Linked DNA regions of Homo sapiens: region 2 is linked to region 1. Evidence: chromatin loops called from intact Hi-C (ENCODE). Cell type or tissue: body of pancreas. All regions are shown on one strand. Links, peaks and the distances in the headings refer to the core of each region. The heading gives the core; the rest is flanking DNA. Region 1 overlaps DHX32 (DEAH-box helicase 32 (putative)). Region 2 overlaps EDRF1 (erythroid differentiation regulatory factor 1).

Region 1 (2,500 bases), core at 1-2,500:
GACGGGGGACACAGACTCGTACATGGGTCTTTGGAGGAAGACAAGAACAGCCACCTCTACGTGCCCACTGTCAGAGTTGTGCTGTGCACCTTCCGTATCCTGGCACATTCACCACGTGCATGCAGAGAGGCTGCAGAGCTCCAGATACTAGTGCAGAATAGGTAGGCTGGGGTGCTGAGGGGAGGCTGCAGAGTTGCTGACGGAGCTTGATAGAGGAGAGCAGAGGGTGTCCAGAGAAGAGAATGGCGCATGTCAAAGCAAAGCCACAAAGTCCTTTGTATGCCTGAAGGGCAGTGGGTAGCTTACCTGTCACAGGAAGGTACTCAGAAGTCAACTGGAAGCTGCTATGCAGACAGAAACAAGAGGAGGGGGCAAACAGGGCAAAGCAGCATAGCAGAGGCTAGAGCCACCCATAAAGGGCAGCCAGTAAGGTCCCTCCCTGACATTTTCCATGAAGCATCTTTTACCTCCTTTGTTCTGAAAGATGGTGTGAAAATATGTGAAGTAGTGTGAAAAATATGACAGCAATTTGAAAGACAGAATTGTATAAAGAACAGGGAGTTAGTGTTTCAAAGCTGAGAAGAAAAAGTTGTCAGTGGAGCCAGCAGGTACACAGGAATCTGGTGGCACCTTTTGAGGGCATGCTGAATGGGTGACACTAAGTACATGCTGTGGTTGCTCCGAGCAGCATGAGTGGACAGGACAGGGTAAATGAGGGTCTTCTGTCCATGGTGCCATGGCCATGTACATTCCCAGGTCCATCTTAAGTAATTACAGGTGGCCAGAAAGACTAACTTCAAACTCACCCACATGCCTGAATTTTAAGATAAAAGTTACAGCTAGGGTAGATAGATGAGCTTAACTATAACATAATTAATTCCCAAATCAACCTGGTAGTAATCCTGTTCTTATCATTAAATAAAATATGAGATATTTTCATAGATCAGAGGAATTTATACTGTGGGCTTTTTCCTGCCTAGTTTGATTAAATGGGACCACATACATACATGCTGTATGCATAGAGACACAACATAGATCTTACAAAATCCTCTCTGGCCTTTATGAGCCACGGGTTAGTGAAATACATCTTCAGTCACCACTAGGAACAGTTTCCACAGTTGGCTGGGATCACAGAACCCCAGCAGGTGGCATGGGTGCTGTCGGTGGCACCGTCTCCCTTCCTGGTAGTGCCCTGACAGCTGACCTTGCAGCCACCAGAAATCCTTGTCCTTGCTGCCTTCCTGCCACTCACCTACGTGGCCTCCTTTGTAGGAGAGGAGAGCACAGGGCTTAAAGATGGCAACTGCCTGGCCTGGGCTCTTCAGAGCTTCTGACAAATCATTTCTAAATAGCCTTGTGTTCTTTCCCTCCTAGACTGTGTGGAAAAGTGGTGTCGTGATTACTTCCTCAACTGTTCAGCACTCAGAATGGCAGATGTTATTCGAGCTGAACTCTTAGAAATTATCAAGCGAATCGAGCTTCCCTATGCAGAACCTGCTTTTGGCTCCAAGGAAAACACTCTAAACATAAAGAAAGCTCTTCTGTCCGGTTACTTTATGCAGGTGAGAAGGGGTGGGGTCACCTCAGCATAGGCTCTGCTGAATTGCACATACTCAGGATATGCTGCCAACAATGGCTTAGGATGATGATTTTGACATTAAGTAAAACTAAAAATCCATGTTATTATTAAAGATTTGGTACTTAAGTATCCTTCCCCTCAAGGGAATAAAGGGCCAAGGCAGAATATGTAGTCTTAATGGAGAAAAATGACATATCATTATGGATTTCCTCATCTGTAAAGTAAGGTTCCTACATCACAGGGTCATTGCGTGCTACACACCAAGTGTAAAGCACTTGGCATTGGAGTGTATGTCGCCCATAGTATGGTGGGTAGCGTGCTAAGTTTCATCTCATGGCCAAAACATTAACCTCACAGCTGCACTGTTTTAGCAGTGCCCTGCTGTTGCTGAAGTTAGTTAACATCACTGTCTCAAAGTTTTAGGCAAAACATGCTTATGGCTTATTTTCTACATGTGAAAGTAGGAAACATGAGTGGCAAACGTTAGTTTTAACTATCCCGTATAAAATACTTTGGTATTTTTTTCAACAAACATCTTTGTATAATGATCTCCATATTAATACAAAATCTTTTTTCTTTAAAATTCTGCCTTTCAGATTGCTCGGGATGTTGATGGATCAGGTAACTACTTAATGCTGACACATAAGCAGGTTGCTCAGCTGCATCCCCTGTCTGGTTACTCAATCACCAAGAAGATGCCAGAGTGGGTCCTCTTCCATAAATTCAGCATTTCTGAGAACAACTACATCAGGATTACCTCAGAAATCTCTCCTGAACTGTAAGTTTAATGGAGAAGAAAGGGTTGTATTTTTTTTTTAATTCATACCTGTAGGAGTAAATGACAAATTTGGCTTTTATTCTTAGTTCTAAAGTTTATACTGATGCAATCTTAATTTACGTTGACAGTACCTACTAAGGGCA
Region 2 (16,494 bases), core at 5,521-8,020, 100 kb after region 1:
AGTCTGGGGCAACGTGGTGAAACCCTGTCTCTAACAAAAATACAAAAATTAGCTAGGTGTGGTGGCGCATGTACTAGTCCCAGCTACTTGGGAGACTGAGATGGGAGGATCACTTGAACCCAGGAGGTGGAGGTTGCAGTGAGCCAAGACTGCCCCACTGCACTCCAGCCTGTGTGGCAGAGCGAGACTGTGTCTCAAAAAAATAAATAAATAAAATAAAATAAAAAGTTGACACAACTGTCTTCATATCTTACTTTATATTTAGTTCTAGTTATATAAACAGTAATTATAAAATACTTAAAAACCATTTTATACAAATACACAAGATCATGCTTAATCTTAAAATTAGGAAATGAATAAAACAGCAGGCCAGGCGTGGTGGCTCACACCTGTAATCCCAGCACCTTGGGAGGCCAAGGTGGGCTAGCCGGGCATGGTGGCGCATGCCTGTAATTCCAGCTACTTGGGAGGCTGAGGCAGGAGAATTGCTTGAACCCGGGAGGCGGAGGTTTCAGTGAGCCAAGATTGCACCATTGCACTCCAGCTTGGGCAACAAGAGCGAAACTCCGTCTCAAAAAATAAATAAATAAATACAGAGCAAATATCAAAACTCTAATATTTCTACCCCTTTTCTGAATACTCAAATAAGCATGAGCTAGACTGCACAGTCCCACTGTGAACCACGTGGTCCAAGCCTGTGGCACACCTTGGCAACTGGACTCTCTGTGAAGGCTATGCAGGATCTCCTGGTCTTCTTTTGTTTGGTAATGAAACTCTTCAAGGTGTGCTGCTCTATTATTTGCATTCTGGGCCAGCATTAGTTGGATATCACCACAAAGTGTCAAATATTGAGAGAGAAACAACAGCACTTCGGAAAGCATATTGGTGCAGAGGCAGCAATAAGTATCTGTTTAGAAAGGGAGGGAAGAAGAAAAAACACAAATGCAGAAAAAAATTAATGATCATAGGAAATATGAAGAAACTGTGTTACCAGCTGAACGCTTTGTAGCACTGTATCTATTCTGTTTATTTTAGGTCCAACAATACATATTACGGCTTCATGTAGTTCAAAGCAAAGAGATGTTAAACCACTGAGCAGAAACTAAAATAGAAGGTAACACACACAGGATTGGAAACAGTCATTTTAAAATAAAGATTTACTAGAAAAATAGGAGTAAACTTCCACTGTGATTCAGATGCCTTCTCTGTTCTCTCTTCCCAGTGCCTATTAAACATATTCATTTATAGTGGCTTACCATGGCTTTGCAAAGCTAATTTAATGTATCGTAATGCTCTTCCGTATTTCTGAAGACTCATGGCAGCATCGGACAAAACATAATAGGCCTTTGATGACTTGAGAATCAGCTGAAGTTTCATTTTATGTTGCCAAGAGCCAGGGATCATTCCAGATTGACTGGAATAATTGCCCTTCTGAAGGGAGCCCACTGTGACATGGAGAGAAAAAAAAAGACAGCACATTTCATTTGACTGTAAGTCTCATGCACAAAAAATATTTTCTGTTTCTTGATGGAAACACTCTAGACTTAGGTGACAAGACTGGTAAATACTATGCTTTACTGCTTAAATACACTGGAGTGAAATGGCCGTGTTAAAAGACTCTCACTTGGGAGTTCTAAGGCCTTCTGCTTCCCTGACATCGGCAACTCTGTCATTCTCTTCCAGTGTCACTGACATAGCTAACCTCATGAGTGACACCTGTCTCCTTTTTCCAGTCTATGTGTCAACCTGTCAAAGTTTACCTTCCTAAAGCACAGCTTAGATCAGCGTGAAAGCCTGTCCTCAAACATGAAAACGGCTTCTCCCCACTTAGCTAGTTGCATGTTTCTCAGTCTCACTTCCTACTTGTCCATCCTACTACCCATCAGCCAATGTTAAGTTACTGCTTGTCACCTATAAACATGCCTGTTTTTCCTATCTCCCATCTTAGTTTACTGTTTCCTCTACAAGGAATACTCTTTATTTAAAGTCCAGCCCATCGCTACCTTCTTTACTCAACAAATGATCATTTTTCTGCCAAGTACTGTGCCAGGCACTGGAAACTGTGACATGAAGTTATATGGCCTCTATCCTTGATAACATAAACCACAACAAAATATGTTAAGTGTAATTAACAGACAAAGAACAAAATACTGTGGAAAATTTTGCTCTGCAAATAACAAAAACACCCACCCCTTCCCCCAGCCTGAAGGTTTCTCATTTTTTAATCAGCTAGAACACAAGTCTTTCAAGGCAATGAAAGGTACTTAGTCTTCATTATGGTTTAATGTGTGTATGGATTTTTTTCCTCTGCTGATATAAGCATCATCTGTGAGTAAGAGGCATTGTGAGAAACTAAAATTAAGATGAAGTTCTTGTTCACAACCGTGTGTGTGCATGTGTGTGTAAAACCATTTAATGCTGGAACTCTGACATAAGGCAGGCTCACAGGACAAAGTGGTAAGAGAATCAAGTAATTCTGATGGAGAACAGAGGGAAACATGGAGATTCTGAGCTTGAGCAGGATTTTCAACAGGGGAGATGGAGAAGGAGACAGAAAAGGCATTTCAGAAAAAAAGAATGGCAAAAGTCCTGGTGTGATCTCCTTACTGCCTGTAGGCCGAAGCCTGGCATACCAGCAGCACTATATAAATGCTGGGGAAATAAATCTATTCCTCTCCTACCTCCACCATGTTTGTTCAGGAAAAGAAGAAGGGTCCAGAAAGCGCTTCCACTATGATTCAGATGTACTTCAAACATACAGGCTTTCTACACTTTTTTTTTTTTTAAACAATTGAAACTGATTTAAAAGGGGGAAAGAAATAAGGTTGGAAAAAGAAATACAACTTAGGTTAAAATAAGAAATTCACAACTTCTGCTTCGAAGTCCATATATTCTTCATGATGTTATATTCCTGAAGAACTAGATAATTTAAAAGTGACATTTGTAGCTTATTCAAGTACTGTGCAGTAACAACAGCCTACACTTCTATAGTGCTTATTATGTACACTGTTCTGAGCACTTTACATATATTAATCATTTAATCATTTAACAACCCTTTAAAGAAACCATTATTATCGTCTCCATTTTGAAAGAGATAAAAAGTGACTCAAAGAAGTGGAGCAACTTGCCCTCGCAAAGCCAAGATATGAAGTTAGGCAGTCTGGCTAAGTCTGTGGCTCCTACACGATCCAGCGAGAACTCCACCAGGCTGAAGCATTAGTTCCCCACTGTGGGTAACAGGAAGATGCAGGCTCCTTATGCTCTTATTAGAAATGTCCATGAAACATCAAAATTATCCTTTTTATATTTCAAATGAAAGAATACTACCCCTAATTCCAGTTCACAGGATATCTTTTTCTCAATGCCTTTCAATTAATGCCTTAATTGACATAAGTCTGCTGTTGATAAAGAACCAGTGTATTATTCTATTGAAGGCCTTATTTGCACATCAATTCAACTTACTTTTGTCCAAAAACAAGGCCATCTGCTTCTCTAGCCCCTCGGGACCCCCTCTTGAGGATTCATCTTCATATTTTAACGGGATTGGAGTGCTGGGGTCAGCTGCTGGAAGGTCGCTTTCTTTTTTGATGCTGCTATCGACAGATTTTAAACCCTGCAAAAAAAGGAAAAGCATTCACTATCTATCTAACTTCAGGTCAACTGAAAACTAAATATAAGACAGTATCTGGACTACTGAATACGTTTAGGAAAATTTCCATCTCACAAACAGACTTTCAAAAACTATGTTTGATCTGAAAGATTTGGGAAAAACAAATCTGATTTTCACTTTATGCTTAAGGAAAAAAAAATCGCAGCAGAACACAATTCAGAATAACATTTAGATACCAACAAACAAGTGTAATTTGCATAATCAAGTACAAACTTTACGAAAAAAGTGAAGACTAAACTTAAACTTACCTCTAGAACATAGCTAAGCACAAGTCTACAGCGCTCTTCTGTGTCATGGCAAACTGGAAATGCACAACTGGGCTTGAGGAACAAACATAAAATTATTAATACACTACCAATGTATTAAGGTCAACATATTGTTTTTGTTGAAGATTAAATTACTGTAAGCATTATCAACAAAAATCTTGCTTAAAAAGATCCTACAACATATATGTTGCTTTAAGTACTTACAATTTTAAATACAATTCTATTATGACAAAAAAGCAAGAACTAGAGTAGTAATGTTTTAGACAAATATAGACATCATCTAATAGGTCAGCTCCACTCATAATTAGCACCGATACTGGACAAAACACAATTAACAATTAGCGTCAATTTAGAAATAACAAGTATCACCAATATTCTCGTTGTTTAATTTATTTGCTTAATTAAGGAGCAAAAGCAGCTAGCAACCTCCAACTATGAAGGATATTATGTGTAGGGGCTTCTGTGAAGCATTTCATTTCGCTGAATCCCGTGGGGTTGGAATTACTGTTCTCATTGCACAGAAGAGAAGCATGCACAGACAGTTTAGCAATTTGTCTGAGGACACGGTGAGTGAGTGGGGAGCTGGGACCCTGGAGCTCATGCTGACTGTCCATACCACAAAGTCATTCAATGAGGATAAGGAAAGGCTAACTAAAGACATGTTTATATGAATACTAAGACTGCATTTTTTGAGTGCTTCAGATACGGAACAGAAAGTGCTATCTGTGAAAAATAGTGACACTAACTCATTACATCTTTAATTATTACCTAATTGCCCCGTAAGTCCATGGCCTAGTGTTACAATGCAGTTTTCCAGATACATGTAACTTTTGCAATCAATGATTATAACCAGAACATTTTTTCACTCCACTGTGGAAGTTCAAGCTGAAAGTGAACTAAAATTTAGATGGACAGTTAATGACTTTTTCCTGCAGTCATTTAGTCAAATATTTACTGAGCACCCATAATGTGTTCTAGACATGGGAGATAGAGGGTCTGTACCTGCAGGGAGCTTACGTTCTAGTGAAGCAAGACAAACATTAAGAACTTCAGGAACAGATAGGCTCCTTGAAGGACAAAAAAGTAGAGCATGCTTTGGCCAGAGTGGTCAGGGAACATCTCCCTGAAGAGGCAACATTTCAGTCAAGACTTAAGCCTTAAAAAAGGCAGCCATGAACAGACCTAGGGTAGGTACATTCCAAGCAGAAGCAACAGCAAATACAAAGACCCTCCAATGAGCATAATCTTGATGCTTTTGAGAGAAAAAAAACCCAGCATGGCCACGGCAAACCAATGGAGCAAGTGAAGGTCAGAAAGATGGTCAATGTTTTAAGGTGACAGACATAGCCCCTCAAAAACTTGCTTAGAGTTTCCATCTGAAAGTTACACTCAGTGCTTAAATTAAGAGATTATCTGTAAATACGACTGTATTTCAGTTCAGGGAACAGCCAGAACTCTTAAGGCTGGCCTGGATCTAATCATAGGGAGACGGTATGTTGAAAGGTATATACTGCCTGGAGATACACTGATGGTAGAGTCAGTGCAATCCACACAGGGAGAAATCTGTCTGGCCCTCTCCAGGGCAGAGACATGTCCAATACAACAGACATGACCACAAGAGTCACGAAAAAAGTACTGTCCTATATAGCACAGGGATAATGTACCAGAGCTCACCATATACAGTTCCAAGAGCCACCCCCTTCTCTACTCTATGTTCACCAAGCAATCTATATATGTCATTTCCCAGCAACCCCAACACCGGATAGAAGTGCCCTAGTAATGAGACATGACTATGACTACACACTGGTCACTGGAAAGGAAAATCCTTCACATAAGAATAGACAGACACCTGGTTTACACACCTGTCCACTATAGGCTTGCATAATGTGGGTCAGTTACCCTCGAACAATTATAAAACCAACTTTAAGAATTCAGAAAACTAATGATTACTAGATGCTAGACCATGAAAGGTTTATTGAAGTAATGGTATCTTTTGAAAGGCTAACTATATTCGATTAACAATTATGTTTCCTTGATAAAAATTTAATATAAATTCTAAAGGCTTACTCTGATTTGATGAATAGATTTGTATTTTTCTGGTACTGATAGTTCTCCAACAGACTTGATTATAGCTACTGCTTTGCTATCATCTGATGGATCAGAGCTGGTGCTATAGGATCCATTTTCATCACTGTCGGGCATCTCTTCCTCCTCTTCACTATAACTTTCATCAGAATTCTCATTTAAAGGAGATTCTGAATTTTCTTCCTTTTTAGGTTCATCCAATTGAAAAAGTTCTGAAAGCATGTAATTGGCGGAAGCAATAATCTTATGAAAAAGAGAGAAATATGTGTAAATTACTGTCATCAAAAAATACATGAATTTTACTACCATACTAACGAATTTTAGGAGGAGGTCTGCACACAGGCTGTTTCCACCATATAGACTGTAACACACACAGAAATGTTCCCAGTTCAAAGCTACTGATACTCTGGGTATGCTCTGCAAAATCTTTATAGGCTGATGCATTTCCTATTTCCCGAAATTACTCCACCCTGAGCCCTCCCTCTTAAAAGGTGTCAACTGAATTTCACTGGAGACAAACAAAAGCTTTTGAGTACAGAGTGTCATAACTAAAATATTAACAAAAATTTAATACCACCCTATGCCAAGTGAGAAACCAGAATTTTTCTTTACAAACTATAAATTAATTCAAGTTTCTCTATAATAGGTAACTAATATTTATCATATAATCTATGGTTCTAGAAAAAAAAAACCATTACATTAAAAAGGGAAAAGTCCATTCTGATATCTCTTAAAATTAGCATTTATATATGACCATTTAACCCATTCTACTATTTATCAGTTCTTAATCACAGACAATAGTCTTTAACACCATTTCTAACATCCAAATAAACCACTCAAGTTCCACTAAACACTGCCACCTCAGTCAGCAATTAGGTATTTCAGTCAGAAACAAAATGTTTTACTATTTTTCTTCAAAAACATTTCTGAGTTTGGTCTCTAGGATAATCTTTATCTCTAAATCAAATGTGGCTACAATTAAAATTACTTTGGCTCTTCAAAGAAAAATTGCGTATCTTACATACCTTTACTGATTTGAACAGGATACAACAAATAGCCTTAACAGTGAAAAATAAAGTTGTCAATCAGACAACCGAGGGTAAGGATGGTGTAAAACTGTTGGGAGCATGACTGAGGGAATATTTTAAGAGATGCTTTTTCCCCTTCTCTTTAAAAGAAATTTTACTGGCCTTTATTTAAGAGATGCTTTAATATCCTGAAGTGTGGAATGTGAACCCTATTTATATTAACAAAGTGGTAACAAGGTCTAATAGCGACAAAACAAAGAACTAAGGGCACTACTGTTAGAATTACATGAATTCTAAATTCATTGAGCAGTGCTGTCTGAGAGAAATGTAACATGAGTCACATACAGAAATTTTAAATTTTCTAGTAGCTACATTTAAAAAGTAGAATCTGTGAAATCAACTTAAATATATTTAATCCAATATATGTAATATTGCATTTCAACATGTAATAGGTACAGACATCCAATCTTCAAAATTCAGTGTGTATTTTACACTTACAGCACATGTCAATTCAGACAAAGCACATTTTAAGTGATCAACAGCCACATGTGCTAATGGCTACCACACTGAATAGGGCAGTTACGGAATATGAATCAGGAGGCTTTACTGTCTAGGTAACAATCTCCTATTAGAATGCTAGGATTGTTTTAGAGAATACATAAATGTTAATCTTACTTGAGGATGCCTACTTTTGTCCAGTAATTTCAGACAATTAAGAAGCAATGTTCTAATAGTTCCATAGTGTTTCTTATTTTGATTCTTCTTCATCATCATGTTGCAAGCAACCCTAAAAAAAGAGTTTATATCAACTTTACTGCCCATTTCATCGTTGTCTGCAAGACTCAAGTCTAGGAGTGCTCTTGTTTCTTTCCAACAAAGAGCTATAAGAAACAACAAAATACTAAACTTTACACTTTACCCACAACCCCCAAAACGTTTATACTATGGTGGCATAAGAAAGCTGAGTAATATTTGGTACAATGTGTACGTGTATTTTTCCCCCTACTATGAAAACCTAAAAGCATTTAAAAGCCTTGGTTTGGAAACTGTGACTGTATGCTTTAAAACTTTATATAATAGGCTACTTCTTCATCTTAAATTCTTAAAGCACTCACTTGTACAAGAGAATGGCTACCGGCATTGTGAATGGATTTTGGTATTTGTCTTCAGTTTCTTCACAAAGAGTAGTGAGGTCATAGAGCTTCACTATATCGCTGCCACTTGCTGAAAAGAAAAACAAAGAAGACTCATTTCACAGCAGTTACCCAAATCAATTATTGTTCACTCAAGAAGTATTAATAGCTTACCTTTAAAGAGCCAATAGGTATGTCCTTCTTTGGTACAATTAGATTTCAAAAATGATAAAATATTCTGTGCAATGTCTTTTATGACTTTAGTAGAAAAATTAGAATTTTCCAAATTGGGAATTTCTTCTGTCTTTATCATTTCATATTTCTGTAAAATACAGACAGATGGAAAGCAGTTTAAGAGAAAACCCAAGGAAACAACACCTTTCTTTTTAAAAAGCAACCAAATGCAGAAGTCCTGCAAACAGAGACCTATGTAGCATGAAAGTGTTTAAACCAGTGGTTTTTAATCTTTTTTCTGCCCCAGCCTCCCAAAGGAATCTCATCCACCCCATCAGCAAGGGCAGTTCACTATTGGAGTAATTTCAATGGAGAATCACTACCAGATTTAGAACCTCAGATTCAGGCATGATCTTATTTCTGTTCTAACATGGAACAAATCATACTGACTACTTTTATTCCACTTGAATGGTTTTCAACTGGGAAGATGGTAAATGAAGGTAGGCTTTACCCAGCAAGATTTTAAAACACATGTATTTCTGGCCTTTTTTTTTGCTAGAAACTACAGTCAGTGACTCAAGGAGAGAGAATCATTTAGGAAATTTTCCAGTAGACACCTCTCTTCCCTTCATCTATGGACTTTATTACTTCACAGGGATGGAGCAGGGGGGAATGGAGGTGGCAATAAGAGTAAAGGCTTCATGGACATTACTACCACTATTTTAAAAGTGCCTTTGCATTTTTCTTGTTTATCTTCTGTGCACACTCTCCTAACCATCTCCTACCACATTTTCTGAAGTACTCTAAAACTGGAAACTTCAAATCAACTGGAATGTAAGACCAAACACAATCGTCTGAGGTTGATTTTCACCCCACTTTGTTCATGTGAAGTCCCCAATGTTGATTATTTCCTTCCTTAAAATGCTCCTTTCCTGTATTTTAATCTGTGCTATTCTTGTTCTCCTTCTCTCTCTCTAAATGCCCTTCTATTTTTACCCCTATGAGGAGAGGCTCCAATGTCTGATTTTAATAGATTCCTCTGGTGATGAAATCTGACAGTATCTAGGCAGATGATGCTTCAATTTATTTCTCTAATGGCTGCAACTTCAAAATGCTCACTAGACATTTTTATACTTTCCTCAAACTGAACATGTGACAAAAACATATTACCTTCCCTGTCTAAACCAATTCAACATCCTTATCTCACTAAATGGCACCACCATTATTCTAGTCCCTAAACCCTGGAATCTCCTTTGACTCCTGTTCCCCTCCGCCTTGCTAACGCTTTATCTGCCTCTCTCTTTTCTCTTGCTCCCCACTCCCACCCCAGCCTCTCACTAAATGTTGCCATTTAGGGAGATGGTCTAACAGTGGTTTTCAATCAAGACTGCAAACCAGAATCATACAGCAGACTTTCAGAAAAGACAGAAGTACACATCCTACTGATACTAGAACACTGGGGGCCCAAGCAAGTGCATTTTTTCAGAGACCACAAGTGATTCTGATGCACAACCAGGTTAAGAATCACTGGGTTGGAATATAACGGTTCAAAGCATGTCCTCAGCCAGAGAGAGGCACAAAGACTGGCACCGCCACTCACTACTAAGTTGACCCTGGGCAACTCACTTGAGCTCCTTGATCCTCAGTCTCTCTTTCCATCAAATAGGAATAACAGCATGTGAGGTAGCTAAGAAGATCAAATAAGGTAAAGCATTTAAAGCATTCAGCAAAGTGCTTGGATAAAATAAGCACTCAATAAATGCTATCTATTCTTACCATTGTTGATTCTTAATAGTTCCTCTCTAGTGGAAAGTACATTACACTATCTGCAAAATGGTACAATGCCTCTGGTTTTCTTGTCTCTAAGTCCTCCTTTTCTGTCCTATATGCTATCTCTAAATTAATATTCTAACACAACAAATTTCCCCTCCTAGATGCAAAGCCTTCTGATTCCAGATTACCAACTGAACCAAGTCCATACTCCTTAGCTCAACATTTAAGATCTCCATCATTTGACCATGACTTTTCCAACCTTACTTGCAGCTATTCTGCTACATAAATCCTGTGTTCCCTAGCTGGATTTATTATCAATCCTTTCATGTATTTACACTAGACTTTTAAAATCCAGCTCTTATTTTTTGAGATACTAGCTATCATTCAGGACTCAGTTAAGATGTCCCTTCTTCCACAAAGTCTTTCCTCCAGACCTGAATGGAAGTGCTCACCCCCTTCTCTGATGATCTAGATTTCTGTGTGCTACACTTCTAATTCTTATCTGTCTCCTACTGTTCTCTCTGCATATTATTTCCCATTAGATTATCTCTTTCTGAATAACAACCAAGCTTATTCTTTGTTTTCCTTCAACAATTATTTATTGTTTAAATTCTCAATTTTTTTATTTTTTTGAGACAGGGTCTTGCTCTGTCACTCATACTGGAGTGCAGTGGCACGATCATAGCTCACTGCAGCCTCAAACTCCTGGGCTCAAGTGATCCTCCTGCTTCAAGCCCCCAAGTAGCTGGGACTACAGACATGTACCACCATGCCCAACTAAGTGTGTGCGTTGTTTTTCTACAATTAGGGTCTCACTACGTTGCCCAGGTTGGTCTTGAACTCTCGGCTTCAAGTGATCCTGCTGCCTCAGTCTCCTGAGTAGCTTGGGATTACAGGAATAAGCCAACACGCCTAGCTTCCCCCAACACTTATAATGGGGATACGTGTCTTCTAAACAGAATATGCTCAATAAGAATTTGCTATATAAGCTATCCACCATATGCAATTTTTACAAGACCTTTCCCTAAAACTTTGCATGTACTGAGTAGATATTTGCATAACGAAGAAACGCCTCCATTGTGTAGACACTTTCAGTTAATTATTAATGAGAGCTTGGCATTAAAATTAGAGTTCTATGGCTACAAATGCAGGTTTTCATATATTTATGAACTTCCTCCAAATTACCTGTAAAATTATACTTCTATAACATCTACAATTCTGTTATCACCAACTTAAATGTACACTCAAATTCAGTTTATTCACAGCTATCTTCCCTGGCAAAAATGCACCTTAGTACTTCAGGGCCGTAAAGACTTTGGTGAGGAACTCTCTGTACCAATTTGCATTTGAGAGATCAGAAAAATCACACTGTATCTTACCTGTACAATTCCATTTACATGAAAACACATCACAAGCTCTGGCACATTGCATATCAAGTTGTCCAACCAATAGTCAATTCCAGTTAGCACATTAATTGGTTTGTTGTTATCCCTAAAAATATACATTTCTAGTGTTATTTGGTTTAATTAAGATGTTCCTTAATTAATCATCTGAAAGTTATTTCACCATTTAAGTATCTTAAGCTGTCCTCTCTAGATAGAAAATGCCATCTATGCTTTCTTTTCTGATAAGATATGCACATGCAGCTCAGTGGTTGTGCTATATTTAACATCTTTCCAAAAGCTTGCTTGTATTTCTAACTGACATTGGTAAGTTTTCAGTAAGAATAGAAGACAATATAATAGGAAAGGACGGTGAGCCTACTGCCTGCTCCTCACACACAACTTGAAGAAAGACTGAACACCATACAAGACCATGCTTAAGTTGGAATTCACATTGGCTAATATCAACAAATACACGTGGAGCATTAAGAAAAATGCTCACAAGTAGTTAGTAGGAATCTAACTAATTAAATAAACTCTCTTGAATATTCTCACAAGTTGTAGATTCAGACCTAAGACTAGGCCAGTCCAACAAACCTCTGGCTCTATTCAATGAGGTCTAGAATGAAGACTCAGCTATAGGCCTGCCTTTCAGCATCTGCTGACAGTAGCTCCTTCCTTAATGTGGCCATTTCAACTGGCAGGGGAAGGAGGGAGGGGAAAAAACCTAGAGAAAGAGGAAGATGCCCAAATAGATGGAACACTGATTCTTTTTTGAGACGAGTCTTGCTCTTTCGCCTAGGCTGGAGTGCGGTAGCATGATCTTGGCTCACTGCAACCTCAGTCTGATGGAACACTGATTCTAAAGGAAGAATTTAAATACCATAAGCTTGAGGAGGGGTATGATGTTAGTTCACCTGAGACGTAAGCTGACTGCTGGGTATCTGCCTCCTCCAAATATGGGCATGTTGGAGCCGACCAACATATGGATATCTTCAAATGTCCATAGAATATTCCGAACAAAATCATTTTTAAGACCCTGTGATTTAAAATAGGGAGGATTATAATAAACAGTCAATCTGTAATTTCCCCCCATGATCCATAAAAAGACTAGAAAAAGGAAGAGACAAAGAAGACAAAGTCAGGCCCCAGAGCTAAGATCACAAAGATGCTTAGAAAGCAGTTTCAGGATCAAGTGGAGTTTTTCCCTATCAATTTCGACTTAGGCTAGTTTTGAAATGACAAAGTAGACTGGGGATTTGCTGTCACCTTGGACACCATGGAAAGCATACCTGACTGTGCTCCCCGTCATTGAATAAAGTAATCAGGTTTTGTTCTTTGGGGGCTGAGGCCACATGCCCCACTATGTATGAGGGTTCAAGAGGCTCACTTCCCTGTGAAAAGTGCAAGGATAAGGAGTGATTCTGCTGTCAACATTTCTTAAAATTGACCCACTTTTGAGAGTATCACCTAAATATTCAAAGCACACACTTCAAATCTACCATTGTGAATTATTAGGCCAATACAAATAATAACACGCCTCATTGGGTGGCTTGCTTTGGCTAATGATCATAGCTACTATAAGAAGCGAATCACATTTAGATCTTACTCAAGAGAGATAGATTAAAGATTATTCTAAACTTTCTAAGTTTTTCATTTTTCTCTTTTTTGGTGCATCTGATTACCACTGCTCTTTCAGCCTACTCTATCTATATTGAATTTAAAAATTCCTAAGAAACTGGCCAGGCACGATGGCATGTGCTTGTAGTCCAAGCTATGTGGGAGGTCGACAGGGGAGAACTGCTTGAGCCCAGGAGTTCGAATCCAGCCTGGACAACATAATGAGAGTCTGTCTCTTAAAAAAAAGAAACCCTAAGAAATCTTACTCAGCCACAGTTTGAGATACTCATTATCTTAACAGTCTCCAGTTTAGCATTTCCTGATGAGTGTTTCACAGAACACTAGTTCCTGGGAAACTGAATGAAAATTTTCCAGAGTCAGGTTTGAAAGATGACGTTTACCAGGTACTCACTTTTGTGGAGTAACAATATTTATTGATATTAAAACAATAAATATATAATAAGTAATCCTGCAATAGAAAAATCTACTTTATCTTTGTAAAAACCAATGTTTCCCAAATGTATTTAATCTCAGAACACTTTTTGTTCTTAAGATATTCTCTGGAATACTTTTTTTTTTTTTTTTGAGACAGAGTTGCCCAGGCCAGAGTGCAGTGACATGATCTCAGCTCACTGCAACCTCCGCCTCCTGGGTTCAAGCAATTCTCCTACCTCAGCCTCCCGAGTAGCTGGGATTACAGGCACGTGCCACCATGCCCGGCTAATTTTTTTTTCTTTTTTTAAATAGAGATGGGGTTTCGCCATGTTGGCCAGGCTGGTCTCTAACTCCGGGCCTCAAGTGATCCACCCACCTCGGCCTCCCAAAGTGCTGGGATTACAGGCATAAGCCACTGCGCCCAGCCTGGAATGCATTTTGGAATACACTTGGGCCCTCTTGACACTGGGTAAACTCAGCCTACCACTCAATTTTCCAATCATTAGGAAAGTAGTACTGCCATTAAGAAATACTACTTTAAGCTTTTAATGTCATTGCCTCAACAGAACCCAAGACAGGCATGCGTGTGTTGCTTATTCCACAAACATCTGTCTTACTTGTCATCTGTGTGTGCCAGTAGGCTTGGCACCTGCTTGGGAAGAGTGTGTGACTATAAGCACAGGTGGCTCTCTAGCACTTCTATTGTGCCTTGTCCTCTCCCTCAGGAGTCCTAAGAGAACTTTAAACTCTTTTTTATTTTATTATTTGTTTACACAGACAAGTTATCAACTCATGAACCGATTCTCAAAACAGTTTGCCAGGCAGTTGCTTTAGTCAGAGTATGAGCTCTAGGTTACAACGTTCTCAATAAATGTCTGGCTCTAGGACCATCCCACAGTCACCTATTTAACCTCTATAACTGCTTAACAAAGGCCTCAAGCCAGCAGTTTTAGTTTTTGGAACAAGAATTTGTGCAGAGATAGCTTGCAAATATAAACAAATCTCTAAAGCTGAAATTTAAGCAATATAAGAAAAGTACTCTGTAAGAGACTCTTAAGGCAGGCTAGCTGTGCCTAGGGATACACCACTACTACGATGATCTGACTGTTAGTAGGGCCTTGCTGTGTGTGGAGTACACGGACACAGTGGAGTACTGCTGGAGGAACAGGCCTCTGCAGGCAGAAAGATCTGGGTTTAAGCCCTAGCCTGAGAGTTTCGCCAGCTGTATGACCATGTGAAACATCTTTTGATGAGCGTTAGTTTACTTATTTGTACAATACGCAGCTCCAAGAATGAAAAAAAAAACCTTGTACAAACATACACATGGCATAAGAGCTATTCAGTAAATGCCAGCTTGCTTCCTCAACACGCAAGTCTACAGATTCCCGACTCTCCAAGAGTTTTCACAGTAATTCCTAAACAAGGTAAAGACAGAACAACACTGGGAGATGGGTGACATGGGTAATAGGAGGGTAGTATTTGTATTATGTAGTCTTTTCTCCCTTCTGAATCATAGAACATCCCTACTTCTTGGTTGTTACCACTATGTGACTTGCATATTAATTACTTCCTTTTCCTTACATTTTTCTCACTTTTGAAAGAAATTTAAATTCATTATGGAGTTTTATGGGATGCTTTCTCTATCTTAAACCTACTGAAACTAAAATCGAGTTAAATGTATCTGCTCCCTGTAATTTGTGAAGATTGAAACAATCTGGTTGAATAGTGCTCAATATGTGGGAACACAACAGCAAGAGGGAAGACGTAACTTATCAAGTCACAGATCTTATTATCTATTTATCAATCTATTTTCCTGAAAATAGACATGTCACAATTTACATCTATGGCTTTATTTTATTCTTTGATAGATACAGTAAGTACAAAAATAAACAAGCATTAGGAAGAAACAAGGATGTAAGAGATAAAATGGACAACCTAGTTCATTCTCTTTTCTAAAACTTTTATAACATGAATGTGGACTAAGTTTCAGGAATTTTATCTGGAAAACCTTAAAGGGATATTTTAGGTCTAACAATCTGACTGAAAGTTATGGTAAAAAGGTTAGAACTTAAATTACAAATGGGTCTCTGAGTCTCAATATTTGGTAGGAAATGTCTATCAAATATTGACAGATATTTATAGTTAAAATAGTATTTATAGTTAAAAATGACTAGTATTTATAATTAAAATATACTATATCTCTATATAATACTCATCACTTGAAGGAGATAATCAGTATTAATAAACATATCAGTCAACTATTATATTTCGATTTAATAAAAAAATCTGATCTCCCCACCTATAATAGCTCTTGTAAATTCTATTGCGAAAAACTAAAAAGTATTTCTCCAATTCCATAAATTGACAGAAGTCTTTTTTCCCCCATTCCATAAGCTGACAGAATATTTCTTAGTCCTGTTCATCTTTTTTTTTTTTTAACGAGATGTTAAAAAAGGCTTTGTTTTCCTATGTGAGTTTCTAGAATTAGCATTTAAGTACTAACCTGACTGGAAGCACTGGGATCTTCAGAAACTGAAGAAGGCATTTCGAAGGGAGCAGGCCATGAAGCCCCTTCCGAATCATTTGTCTGATCTGAACTGGACGATTCCTGCTGTTCTGCGGTGGATGAGACAGGCTGAGCGGCTCCATCACCATTGATACTGGCCAAACCAGAAATAAAAAAGGATTGCTGTTACTAAAGTTAACTTCATGCAACAGTCTACCCGTTTATAAAAACTACAATCTGTAATTAAGCATACATCTTGTAAAAAAGAAATATGAAACAAATGTTAACAGTATCACAGGGGCAAAACTTAAATTATAACTTCATTAAGCTTCACACTAAATTTTAGATCAGAATTCCCTTTTTCTCTTTAGAGATAAATAAGTAGCCAAGTACCTGTAATATAAAAACTTGGAAAGAATTGC

Evidence for each region. Peaks named below come from ENCODE experiments on the same cell type or tissue, not always from the same donor. Only the 100,000 strongest peaks of a DNase experiment are listed, where the experiment ranks them.
Region 2: a loop joins it to region 1, with 2.4 times the contacts of the local background. A loop is called at or near these places in 31 of 110 quality-filtered maps.

The regions. Positions count from the first base shown.
Region 1 is chr10:125,838,063-125,840,562 of GRCh38, reverse strand. It overlaps DHX32 (DEAH-box helicase 32 (putative)), which reads left to right. Exons shown (of 11, transcript NM_018180.3): 9 at 1,375-1,562; 10 at 2,176-2,357. It also overlaps a transcript of BCCIP not described here. Among named protein-coding and RNA genes, the nearest start is that of BCCIP, 16 kb to the right of the region's middle. In body of pancreas, for the core only: no CTCF peak of the experiment used is centred there; a DNase peak (open chromatin) is centred at 1,172; H3K27ac peaks cover 1,431 bases.
Region 2 is chr10:125,725,414-125,741,907 of GRCh38, reverse strand. It overlaps EDRF1 (erythroid differentiation regulatory factor 1), which reads right to left. Exons shown (of 25, transcript NM_001202438.2): 5 at 16,466-16,494; 6 at 16,070-16,226; 7 at 12,804-12,905; 8 at 12,429-12,550; 9 at 11,509-11,620; 10 at 8,357-8,504; 11 at 8,165-8,273; 12 at 7,725-7,836; 13 at 6,004-6,264; 14 at 3,919-3,990; 15 at 3,463-3,613; 16 at 1,257-1,445; 17 at 707-907. Among named protein-coding and RNA genes, the nearest start is that of EDRF1, 14 kb to the right of the region's middle. In body of pancreas, for the core only: no CTCF peak of the experiment used is centred there; no DNase peak of the experiment used is centred there.